Regions from separate parts of the Homo sapiens genome. Here all the other regions are linked to region 1. Evidence: chromatin contacts called from ENCODE Hi-C or POLR2A ChIA-PET data. All regions are on one chromosome and are shown on one strand. The core of a region is the stretch at or near the end of the contact, and the rest is flanking DNA. Distances in the headings are between cores, read along the strand shown.

What was found. Hi-C counts contacts between places; a loop is a spot of excess contacts on that map. ChIA-PET counts read pairs that join two places held with the same protein, here RNA polymerase II (POLR2A). Pooled maps may share reads with other maps.
Region 2: a loop to region 1 is called in a pooled map, with 1.9 times the contacts of the local background. The contact joins the enhancer-like site here to the promoter of RGS2-AS1 in region 1. A Hi-C loop is called at or near these places in 3 of 168 maps with a recorded cell type or tissue (CD14-positive monocyte, endothelial cell of umbilical vein and sigmoid colon), 1 of 37 single-sample maps with no recorded cell type and 1 of 50 pooled maps. POLR2A ChIA-PET finds 5 or more read pairs at or near these places in 3 of 52 experiments (MCF 10A, activated B cell and endothelial cell of umbilical vein).
Region 3: a loop to region 1 is called in a map of PC-3, with 3 times the contacts of the local background. The contact joins the enhancer-like site here to the promoter of RGS2-AS1 in region 1. A Hi-C loop is called at or near these places in 2 of 168 maps with a recorded cell type or tissue (CD14-positive monocyte and PC-3) and 1 of 50 pooled maps.

Annotation. Positions count from the first base shown.
Region 1 is chr1:192,946,408-192,950,462 of GRCh38, reverse strand. It overlaps RGS2-AS1 (RSG2 antisense RNA 1), which reads left to right and starts at 2,206. Exons shown (of 3, transcript NR_126003.1): 1 at 2,206-2,360.
Region 2 is chr1:192,824,775-192,828,829 of GRCh38, reverse strand. No RefSeq gene overlaps it. Among named protein-coding and RNA genes, the nearest start is that of RGS2, 18 kb to the right of the region's middle. RefSeq lists an enhancer at 1,049-2,248. Within about 2 kb of position 1,934, at least 3 of the 41 ENCODE cell types and tissues checked have a DNase peak (open chromatin) inside an H3K27ac peak, as active enhancers do; they include endothelial cell of umbilical vein, where a contact is called at or near this core.
Region 3 is chr1:192,859,939-192,863,993 of GRCh38, reverse strand. It overlaps LOC105371668 (a long non-coding RNA gene), which reads right to left. Exons shown (of 3, transcript XR_922387.3): 3 at 1-12. Among named protein-coding and RNA genes, the nearest start is that of RGS2, 53 kb to the right of the region's middle. Within about 2 kb of position 2,038, at least 2 of the 41 ENCODE cell types and tissues checked have a DNase peak (open chromatin) inside an H3K27ac peak, as active enhancers do; they include PC-3, where a contact is called at or near this core.

The sequences.
Region 1 (4,055 bases), core at 957-3,456:
GCTTTCCTAATGGCAGAATCCATCCTCAATTATTAATTTGTTTCCACACTTGAATAAATCTAATGTAACCCAGGAGATACTGGAAATGATGTGCTTATTAACCTTAATGGAATTAGTAATTAGAGTGGGTTCCATGGAACAGACTCTGAGATGAAAGACATGCAGACTTATAAGAAAGGGAGGAAGGCAGGATTAAGCAGAGGGAAAAGCTGATCTGCCACGCAATTGCAACTGAAATCTCAGCCCATCCATAGGAGCTCTGGAGCTGGTGTGGCCCTTTAAAGTTCCTAAATTGAGGCAAGGGGCCAGGCCTTTGTACTTCTACATTGACCAGTTACTTAATGCACGCTGACCCAGGGTGGAGAGAGGGACATAAACGTGGGCCAGGAAACTCCCTCAGCTGAGGGCAATTCCTAGGCAGGGACTCAGCTGTGAGCTTTAAGCAGAAAACATTGCTGGGAGCTGGGGGAGTGAATGCCTTAGAGCTTTAGCGCATCACAGCATCCACTACAGGGACTGCCGCTTGAAAGACATATCATGACAGTACTCAAATGCCAGGACTAGTTTCATTTTGGTCTCCAGACGGAAACAGTCTCTTCTGGCCAGAGAACATTTAAATGTTTCCCATTGTCACAACAGACAAGATAACAAAGGAGTCAGATCAAAGAATGCTAATCCTGGTTAGAGGAGGCAATTACTCAAGAGAACAGAGATAAGGAATAAGGTAATTCCAGTGAGAGGAGCACAAAGCATCACATAGGTGCTCCTAGGGTTTACAAGCAAAGAATCATCTGCATAGAACCTTGAAGCAAGATTTTTTTTTTGAGACAGGGTCTTGCTCTGTTGTCCAGGCTAGAGTGCAGTGGTGCAATCATGGCTTACTGCAGCCTCCATTTCTTGGGCTCAGCTGATCCTCCCCTCTAAGCCTTCCAAGTAGCTGGGACTATAGGTGCATGTCACCATGCCTGGCTAGTTTTTTGTAGACACAATTTTTTGTATTTTTTGGGTTTTGTCTCCATTGCCCAGGCTAGGACTGAAGCAAGCCACCCACCTCAACCTCCCAAAGTGTTGGCATCACAGGCATGATCCACCACACTCAGCCTTGAAACCAGATTTAAATATCTCAGCCCAGACAGTGTCTTAACAGAAACAGAACAGCTGAGGCAAAAAAAGAAGATTCTCTTAGCCCAAAGTCAGTGCCCTCATCCAAACTACTTAATTGTGATGACCAGTACCTTGATAAGAGCTGGAATGGATATTACATTATAATTTATTCAATACATCTGTTAAAACAAAGGTGTCAATTTTTGCTTCTCCTTAAAAGTCTTTAGGCTGGCATTTTAGGGTAAAATAGAAGGGTATTATATATCCAATCTCAAGTTGTCTATCTAGCAATTTTTCTCTAAATCAAGTTCTTTTCATCATCTCTAGCTCCACTAACGGGCAAAATTTTTCCTCCTTGCTAGTCCGAAACCCCTGAGAGGTAGCATCTCTGTTCTCATGAGTACCAAAAATGGGAAAATGTGGGACAATTCTCATTTCTCTTTACTGCTCTGCCCCTTTGTTTATCGTATTAATTACACAGAAGACTGCACAGATATATTAGATTTTACTGATTGGTTGGAGGTGGCTGATGAAAATTATAATGTAGGGTGAGAAAAAAAAGCTATTTCTTTTTCTTTTGAGACAGGGTCTCTTGCCCAGGCTGGAGTGCAGTGGCAGTATCTTGGCTTGCAGGAGCCTCAAACTCCCGGGCCCAAGAGATCCTCCCACCTCAGCCTCCCAAATAGCTGGAACTATAGGTGCACCACACCTGGCTAATTTTTGTATTTTTTGTAGAAACAAGGTTTCGCTATGTTGCCCAGGCTGGTCTCGAACTCCTGAGCTCAAATGATACACCCACTTCGGCCTCCCAAAGTGCCAAGATTACAGGCGTGAGCCACCGTGCCTGGCCGAAAGAGCCATTTCTGTGTAATTTTTCTGCATAGTTTAAAATAAAACCATGTAAGAAACTGACTGTCATAGGCAGTTATAGTTCTCCCCAGTCCTTGTTCCTTTAAGTTTAGATCTCTTTGTAAGAATATAAACTTCTAACTCTGCCCATAGCTCCCCATGTACTTTTCAGGTAATTCTATCTTTAGTCATGAAAGTTGATGTTCCCTTAGGATTCACGCTTCTTTTCTCAGCAGTATCTTTAGCCAAATCTGAATTAATCTGTTCAGAATGAACAAGCAGAATAGTCTTTGGATTTGATCCAAATCCCTGAAGCACTTTGGGAATGAGAATGGCTATGCCAGACAGAGAGACCCTGGCGACTTATGATACTGCAGAACACAACAGGCACTTCAGATTGGTCCCAGGTAAGGCTTCTCCACCACTGTGTCACACACTTCTCTTTATTCTTTCACTTGTCTGACAAATAACAGTTGAATCCAATATCTACCCCCAAAGCCCCCTTTTAAGGACAGACTAAACCCGTATGAAAGAAAAAAAATGTTTTCTTACTAGTTCTGTAATTTGCAAAGTCAAATTCTTCTCTTGAGGTGTAATTGATATAATACACAGAGTATTTCATGTCATACTGTCTGCCTCTTCCCAACTTTGAATTGCAGACTTGGGTCCATTAGAAATAAGAAACTGATCATTTACTGAGTTAAGCATTTCCATTTAATCATCATTCCATCTTATATATTTTTCATTTTAGAGTTGGTTCAGTTATATTCAACAAATTCTTTTAAACCCTCATTTAGTCCTCTACGTACTGATATATATATAGATGCCTAAACCAAATGGACCTCATTTCCTTTAAAATTCTGATATCCAAAATAAGCAGCACCAGGTAAGTAACTCCTGTTATGGGATCTTGTCTGGGCATGCTATACTTTATACTAAATCACCTGAAATATTCCTTGGTTCTTAGGAAAACAAGCATCCTAGGTGATTTAGATAATTTAGGGTGCTTATTTGAAAAAAGGTTTGGGGCTTTATTTAATCATTTTATTTATATATTTTTAAATTATTTGAGCATAATAAAATATTAAAAGAGTGTTTTTCCTCCTTTGTTATTTCTGAAGTATTGAATTTATTTGCAGTTAAGTTGAGGGAGAGCAGTGATATTGAGCAGTCAGCTAAAGAAACAAAGCTGTAGAGGTAAGTAGACCAGGTCTTAGAAAACCTTGTCTTTCATGCTAAGAAGTTTAGACATAAAATCAATAGCTTAAGGCAGTGGGAATCCACTGTAGACCTCCCTTTTTTTTTCTTTTTTCCATTGAAGGATTTTTTACAGTAAAGTGACATGACTCTGTTTTTGTTTTAGAAAGATTAGGTTAGTGGCAGTGTAGAAAATAAATTTAAGAAGCATTGATCCATTTGTTCATCTAACAAATATTAAATATTATGAATGTTCTTTTCCCTCAGGGAGCTTAATTTTTTGAGGGAGACAAATGACAACCATTTATATAATAAGTAATTTATTTATACTTGGGAGGATTGCTATGAATGAGGAGTACAGCATTGAATAAGAATGTATAATGAGGAGGCCAGGCGCAGTGTCTCATGCCTGTAATTTCAACATTTTGGGAGGCCTAGGCAAGCTGATCACTTGAGTCCAGGAGTTGGAGACCAGCCTGGCCAACATGGTGAAATCCCATCTCTACTAAAAACACAAAAATTAGCCAGGCATGGTGGCAGGTGTCTGTAATCCCAGCTACTCGGGAGGCTGAGGCAAGAGAATCGCTTGAACTTGAGAGGCGAAGATTGCAGTGAGCCGAGATCAGCCACTGCACTGCAGAGTCTCACTCTGTCAGGAAAAAAAAAAAAAAAAAAAAAAAAAAAAAAAAAAAAAAGAATGTATAAGGAGAAAACTAGTTTTGTGGAGGTTCAGGGAAGCCTTCTAGAGAATAAGACTTGAGGCACAGAGACAAATTATGTCTGTTGCCTAACTGAAATTGGATGAAATTGAATCAGTTGGGGATATATCACATAGAATTAAATAGATCCCCCAAAGAGTTGATGATTATGTGTAAGTGGGGAAGCTAGGATTCTAGGAAGATACA
Region 2 (4,055 bases), core at 685-3,184, 120 kb after region 1:
GTATTCCTAGGTATTTTATTCTCTTTGTAGCAATTGTGAATGGGAGTTCACTCATGATTTGGCTCTCTGTTTGTCTGTTATTTGTGTATAGGAATGCTTGTGATTTTTGCACACTGATTTTGTATCCTGAGATTTTGCTGAAGTTGCTTGTCAGCTTAAAGAGATTTGGGGCTGAGACAATGGGGTTTTCTAAATATACAATCATGTCATCTGCAAACAGAGACAATTTGACTTCCTTTCTTCCTATTTGAAAACCCTTTATTTCTTTCTCTTTCCTGAGTGACCTGGCCGGAGCTTGCAATACTATGTTGAATAGGAGTGGAGAGAGAGGGCATCCTTGTCTTGTGCTGGTTTTCAAAGGGAATGCTTCCAGTTTTTGCCCATTCAGATATTGGCTGTGGATTTGTCATAAATAGCTCTTATTATTTTGAGATACATTCCATCAATACCTAGTTTTCAGCATGATGTGGTGTTGAATTTTATCGAAGGCCTTTTCTGCATCTATTGAGATAATCATGTGGTTTTTGTCATTGGTTCTGTTTATGTGATGGATTACATTTATTGATTTGTGTATGTTGAACCAGCCTTGCAACCCAGGGATAAAGCCAACTTGATTGTGGTGGATAGGTTTTTGATGTGCTGCTGGATTCGGGTGGCTGTTTTGCTTTTTTAAAAAAAATTATTCACAGAAACTTTAGGAAGCATCGTGAGATACTGCCTCAAGGAGTGCTAGCCAGATGGTCATTTAAAACTGCATTCTTGGCTGCAGTATTTAAATAAGTACATTTATAAAGCCAATTAAAATAATTTTTCTATTTAAAATTGAAAAGAAGTTATCAATACTAATTTGCCTTGATGCCTATTTAAATGCCTAACTCCACTTTGACTTAATTACTGATTTTTCTATTGGAAGTTAATACATAATTTTTAAAGCAATACTTTCTCCTCAAATCTAAAATAATGCTGCCTAGCTTCTATAGAAAAGTATGTTGAGTGACCTGCCTATACCCAAACTTCTTTATCAAAGCATTCCTGATATCAGCACTTACTGTACGTGCCACAGAATTTCCTCTTAACAAGTAATATGGACTTGTATTGACAACTAACTTTATAAATATCTGTGTTTTGTATGCACTGTGCTTATAATATATCTAAAATGTGTTTTGTATTTTATCAAAACTTTGTTTACTTCCATTTTTGTTTTATTGTAATTCAAACCACAAATCTATTTTTATTTAAGCATAGAAATCAAATCATCTACCTTAAAAATCCTCTTTTCTTATCTATCTGGGCTGTGCAGAAGGTGTGCCCTCTGAAACCTGACTGGATCTATTAACTCTTCCATGGTTCTCATCTCACTGATGAAGAGTTCCGGACAGGTTATTCATTCATTACTGTCGTCAGCGGCCTCACTCACAGTATTAGCTGTCAGTTTCACTGCCAAGCTGTCTTTGTCATTGGCTTTAGTAAGACAAACCCAGATTTATCTTTTATGACAGTTCATAGGATGTCCTGTAAACCCTACCCAGATAGGAGGTGTGGAATGTCACCCTTCTTTACAAGTTGTCATACTTGATGCTGGTACCATTTCCTAACTCTTAGTCATTTCCTTTCAATTCCTGGATAATGTTCATTCCATTTCTTGAACTTATCTGGGTAGCTAGTTAACATAAGAAGTTAATTTTTTAAATCATTATTTGCTTTCAAGAAGACTTTGCTATGGAGTAGGGCTACATGGGTTAAAGATTTATGAGATTGCACTCAAGATTTTTATCTTTTTGTATTTTTGAACTCTGGCTAACTAAAGATATTACCATTAGTCACTGGCAGATCACTCTGGAATTTATCTGAATCCATTTTATTTCTAGGGTTATACTCTCCAGACTGTTGCCCCAGGACGTGTTTACCTTGGCCTTTTGAATGTGGGTAAGGAAGTGGAGGAGGGAAATGGCATTTTTGTGACTGGACCTGGAAACTTTGTGTCACTCATTAACATATCTATGAGGTAGCAACATGCATGACATCTGTGCCAGATGGTCTGTGAAATAGAGAAAATGTGCATACATTTTGTTGTCCAAATTCAGATTAGTAGTAGTAGATAAGTAAGAAGATACTAGAAATGTTACAGCCCAAGAAATAACTAGTAATAGTTGTTTTAAATAATCTAAGAATGCTTTTTTTAATTAAAATAGAAATACGCAAACATGAGGTATTTGATAAATCCTAAATATACCATTTTTCTGCAGTATAGACTTATTTGTTCATTTAGTAACATTGATTAGGCATCTGCCATGTGCTTTATACTCTGCTAAACACTGAAAATAAAAGGAAAAAATGAAACATAGTTCATTTCCTCTGAGGAATTCACCATCTAATGAAAGAGTAGATACACATTTAAATGCAAAATGGGTGAATAGTCCCTCTCATGTCCTGGTGTATGAGTTTTCCCTGCTGCTTCACCACTTGCCACCAGGATGACAAACACCTGTATCTCCTGTCAGAGTGGAAGGCATGCCTATGAATATTCTGGGCCATTGAAAGGGGATTTCCAATGTAGTGGAAATTAAGAAGGGGCTATCCTGGGGAATGGAAAGCCCATACCCAAAGTGATGGATGAATGGTTAACTTTACTTCTCAAGTGGGGTGACAGGTGGTGATCTCTGAGTTTTGAGGATGGTTTGTAGGCTTGGGCCACCAAGGCAACAGCCTTGCAAGACAATAAGACAATAGATGGCTCCCTACTCCTCTCCAAGTCATCAATCTAGCTCTAGTTACTCTTCTCCATGTGACCCTCGGGGGGTTAGAGAGGGTACCTGGAAGTTAGAAAGCCAACGTGTGCTCTAAAGAAGGGAGTTGTGCCCATTGCTTCATCTTGGAATATAATTCTTTGCTGCTTCTTTCTGGTCTCAAGCTTTTAATATTTTTCTCTAAAATGGCTCATGGTGGTTCCATGCCATGGACCTTGATGGCTATGTGGTGATTCTCAGAAAATTGTTTGTAAATGCATAAACAAAATTTATGGGATTGCAAAGGAAACCAGTTATACTGAAATATAGTAATCAAACTATTAAAAATGGTAATAGAGAAGACTTCTACTTTTTGGAAGATGGAATAGACATATCTTTCCTTATTTCTCCCACTAATTTCAACTAAAAACCCTGCATATTATGTATGAAACAAATATTAAAAACTCAAGAAAATGTAGAGAGGTAGAAGGACTGGTTGGAGACTTTGGGTCCCAATGAATGATATGGTGGTAAGTTCCTTAGACTGTCTTTTTGCCTTATATTTCTCAGACTTGGAGCCAAAAAACTGGCAATCCACAATAGCCCAGGAAAACAGAAAAAAAAGTCCCCGAAGAAAAGTCTTTTTTCTTCAGCCAAAGAACTAGGAAAGGGGAAGCCTAGCAAGACAGATACTTTTAAACAATAAATGTCCACCTCCACCTAAGCCAGTAAAGGCTGAGTGGGGAGTATAATCTTCTACCTTTGTCAAGCTGTAAGACACATGACCATCAGTGGCAACCTGCTGGGAAGCTGAAATTCTCACCCCTGTCAAAAAGTAAAAAGGAGAATCTCTTCCTATTGGGTATCAATAAAGGCCAAACAAACCTGGACTTATATCCCACCTGAAAAAATAAGGCAGCATCCCCCTTCTGCTGAAGTAGCATCAAATGAAGCCAGCTAAAACAGAAGTTTAAATATGATCCAAGGTCTCATCATAAAATACTCAAAAATTTCAAGTTTTAATAGAAAATCACTTGGCATATTAAGAACAAAGAAAATATCAAGTTGAATGAAACAAGACAATCAGTAGATGCCAACACTGACATGATAAAGATATTAGAATTATATGACAAAGATTTCAAAGAAGCCATTATAAAAATACTTTAATAAACAAATACAAACATACTTAAAACAAATGAAAAAATAGAAAATGTAAGCAAAGAAATAGGAAGTCTCAACAAAGACGTAGAAGAGATAAGCAACCAAATGGGAAAATGGGAACTGAAAAATACAATAACTTACATAAAAATACTTGATGAATGGACCTAA
Region 3 (4,055 bases), core at 789-3,288, 86 kb after region 1:
TCTCCTCAGTGTCTGGAAACGAAAGGATGAACTGAACATGAAAATGAAAATCGGCCGGACGCGGTGGCCCACGCCTGTAATCCCAGCACTTTGGGAGGCCGAGGGGGCGGATCACGAGGTCACGAGATCGAGACCATCCTGGCTAACACGGTGAAACCCCGTCTCTACTAAAAATACAAAAAATTAGCAGGGCGTGGTGGCGGGCACCTGTAGTTCCAGCTACTCGGGAGGCTGAGGCAGGAGAATGGCGTGAACCTGGGAGGCAGAGCATGCAGTGAGCCGAGATCGCACCACTGCACTCCCAGCCTGGGCTACAGAGTGAGACTCCGTCTCAAAAACAAACAAACAAACAAACAAACAAAAAACCTATTTATTCTTAAAATTAGAAAATTGCAGTGACAAGGACACTTTGGTTAGCCCAATAAATAGATTTCTTTAATTCTAACCTTCAGAAGGCTCTAAAATGCTTGCTGGTGCAACCCTATGTTTTATTGCAGCTTATTCACAAGAATAGTTTACATATTTTTCTATATAGAACACTACTGTAAACTTTATTAGCTTTAGCTAATATTTATGCATATCAGTGTTTATGGTAGTAAATCATTACTAAAGGAGTGAATACCACCATGGAGTCAACTATTGATTTGCAGATTTGAGAATTTCAACATTCTGCCAATTAAATTCTACATTTAGACCAACTCTTTTATAGATGATAAAACTGGAACACTACAGAGATAAGGAATTTATCCAAAGTCATACACACAATTAGAGCCAGAATTAGCCTGGAATCCAGATTTCCAGATTTCTGGCCTGAAGCTCTTCCTGTTGCCTTCACACTTACATGGGGTCAGTTTTCCCATGGGTTAGTTCTTATCTTTAGCATTTATGAAGTTTCTCTTCTGAGATGTCAAGTTATTTTATATATATATATAATATGTATATTATATATATTTTCTCTCTCTCTCTCTCTCTCTCTCTCTCTCTCTCTCTCTATATATATATATATATATATTTTTTTTTTTTTTTTTTTTTTTTTGAGACAGGGTCTCACTCTATCACCCAGGCTGGAGTGCAATGGCATGATCTTGGCTCACTGCAACCTCTGCCTTCTGGCCTCAAGTGATTCTCCTGCTTCAGCCTCCTAAGCAGCTGGGACTACAGGCACACACCATTACACCTGGCTAATTTTTTGTACTTTTTGTAAAGACAGGGATTTGTCATGTTGCCCAGGCTGGTCTTGAACTCATGAGCTCAGGTGATACACTCGCCTCGGACTCCCAAAGTTCTGGGATTACAGGCGTGAGCCACCATGCCCAGCCTCATTTTATATATTGTTAATAGCAAGATTAGATCAATTCTCTAGAATAATTTGTATTATATCTGTCTGGATGTATTATTTGTAGTCACTTTTGAAAAATGGTGGATTGTTTAGAGGCATTTTATTTTCCTGGAGCATTGGAGATACCTGAAAATAGCCAAATGCAGTAGAAGGAAGCCACACCCAGAAACCTGGATTATAGTTCTGTCTTAATCACTGATCCTGCAGAAGTTGCTTAACGTTATAGCATCTCAGTTTTTCAGCTTGTAGAATAGAGATCATAATATCTACTTAAATCTCTCATATGGTCAGTATGAAGATAAAATAGACTAATGATGATAAAAACATGTTAGACAGGTGTAATATGCTTTATGTCTATAGCAAAGCTAGGGAACTTTTAAAAAGATCATTTAAACTTGTAACATGTTTAGACTGGCCAAATGATAAGCCTATAAAGACATATTTATATTGTTTGCTTTGGGAGTTTCTTAGTTTCTTAGGCTGACTGCTATATCATTGATGACTACAGGTGTGGTGATAAAAATAAACATCCTATTTATTTTGTCATGCAGTTCTGATGAAATACATTGTTGTGAGCTTAAAGAGCAATGACTACTACTAATTAAAATTATGCCAAATTTTATAACATCCTAAGGAAGGTTGGACAGAACTGACTCACTTCCATTGTACACGGTGTTCTCACTTAGCAAACAAGAACACAGTGGACTCCTGAAGCTTGAGACGTGAACGTTTTCTATCAGTTTCAAGGAACTTGTACATTATTTGCACAGCTGTTCTGTCATATCGCTTTTACAGAAGACAGAAATTACTCCAAAGTCTCTCAGTAATAATAATGATAAAAATAATACCTATAATTTCTTGGTCTCCTATTTTATGTCAGTCATTGTGCAAAGGTTTTACATGCATTATTTCTAATTCTCAAAGCAACTCTATAAAAGGTGAGTATTACTATACCTACTTTACTTTATAATATCCCTATCGAAAGAAAGTAAGATACGTTATAATTTGTCAGTTTCCATTTGTATTATGGCAGGTATGCTTGCATTTCTTCTCCTGACTGTTCTCTCAGATAAGCAGATGCAAACATTATTAATTCCAGCTAGCAGATAAACTAAGACAAATGAAGCTAAATAACTTGCTTAAATATCAATAAGACTTCTGACTGGGACTTTAATTTTTTTTTTTTTTTTGAGACGAAGTCTCACTCTTGTTCCCCAGGCTGGAGTGTAATGGCGCCATCTCGGCTCACTGCAACCTCCGCCTCCCGGGTTCAAGAGATTCTCCTGCCTCAGCCTCCTGACTAGCTGAGATTACAGGCGTCTGCCACCATGCCTGGCTAATTTTTGTATTTTTAGTAGAGACGGGTTTTCACCATGTTGGCCAAGCTGGTCTTGGACCCCTGACTTCAGCTGATCCCAGACTCCTGACTTCAGCTGATCCGCCCACCTTGGCCTTCCAAAGTGCTGGGATTACAGGCGTGGGCCACTGCGCCCGGCCGGGACTTTAATTTTTATAGTTTCTCTGTAAGATACTTTTTACTTTTTCATTAGGTCATTGGTTTTCAAATTAATGAATTCAACAGTTATATGCTGGACATGTTTCAGATTGTAGGGAGGAAACAGACATAGCCTCCACCCTAACTGGGTGGAGATGAACTGCAATCAGAGCTCTTTGAGCAGGCCTACCTTTGGGGTTTTGGATGGTGTCATCTTTCACTTTCCTTTCTCCCGCAATGTATTTACACAGATTAACATAGGTTTAAATAGTTAAAATAACTCATCATCACTACCACTTATTGAGCATCTTATTTAAAGTGCTCTGCTTATATTATCTTATTTAATCTCTATGGCACCCTGGTAGAAAGGATGATACTACTTTTTTTTTGCCTGGGAGGAAGAGAAACATGAAGAGGATGAGCTGCAAGATAGCAAGAGGCAGAGGTCAGAGTCAAGCCTAATCTCCATGTTCCAAAGCCAGCCATTCTGTCTCCTACCTCATAGGGCCTCTTAGGTAACAGGCATCAGGTTTTTTTAAAGAGCAACTGGTGAAGCCATCATCTCTCTTACCCTGTAGGCTACAAGGGCAAGGAGAAGTGATGGATGCAGGGAGTTCAGAGAAAGGGGAAAACCTGGGTCCTTTGCCTATTTTAAAAAATATTTATAATAATAAATATTATTTATTACAGGAAAGTTTGTTTTTTGTTTTTGTTTTTGTTTTTCTTTTTTTTAAAGAGTTTAGTAGTAGCAGGCTAGCATTGTGAGCTTTATGAAAGGGGAGATTTGACTTTTGAACCCTCTCCATGAAGCGGCTTAGTTATGGCACTGAGAATTCAAACACCAAACTTGTATTATGTGGCAAACTGGAGACTTGGGAAGACTAAGGGAAATCTTGGGGAAATGATTGGATGAAAAGTTTCAAAGCCCCTAGCTAGGATCATTACTAGTTTTTCAATGTATTTAATACTAAGCTAAGTTCTATATTTGAAAAAGTTTAGCTAGTCTATATGGTGAGATTTCTTTCACATCATTTCTGTTTAATTTCTCATATTTGATCCTAAATGTCCAGCTCTCCTCACAACACCACTCCCTGTAAATGGATCATAGTTCTGCTTGCTGAAGTACAGCTTCTTATCTAGTAGAGCTCCAAATATATGTAATTAATGAGTAAAAGTAAAGATAAGGAATTCCAGTTAGCATGTTGTTGGCATAGTTGTTAC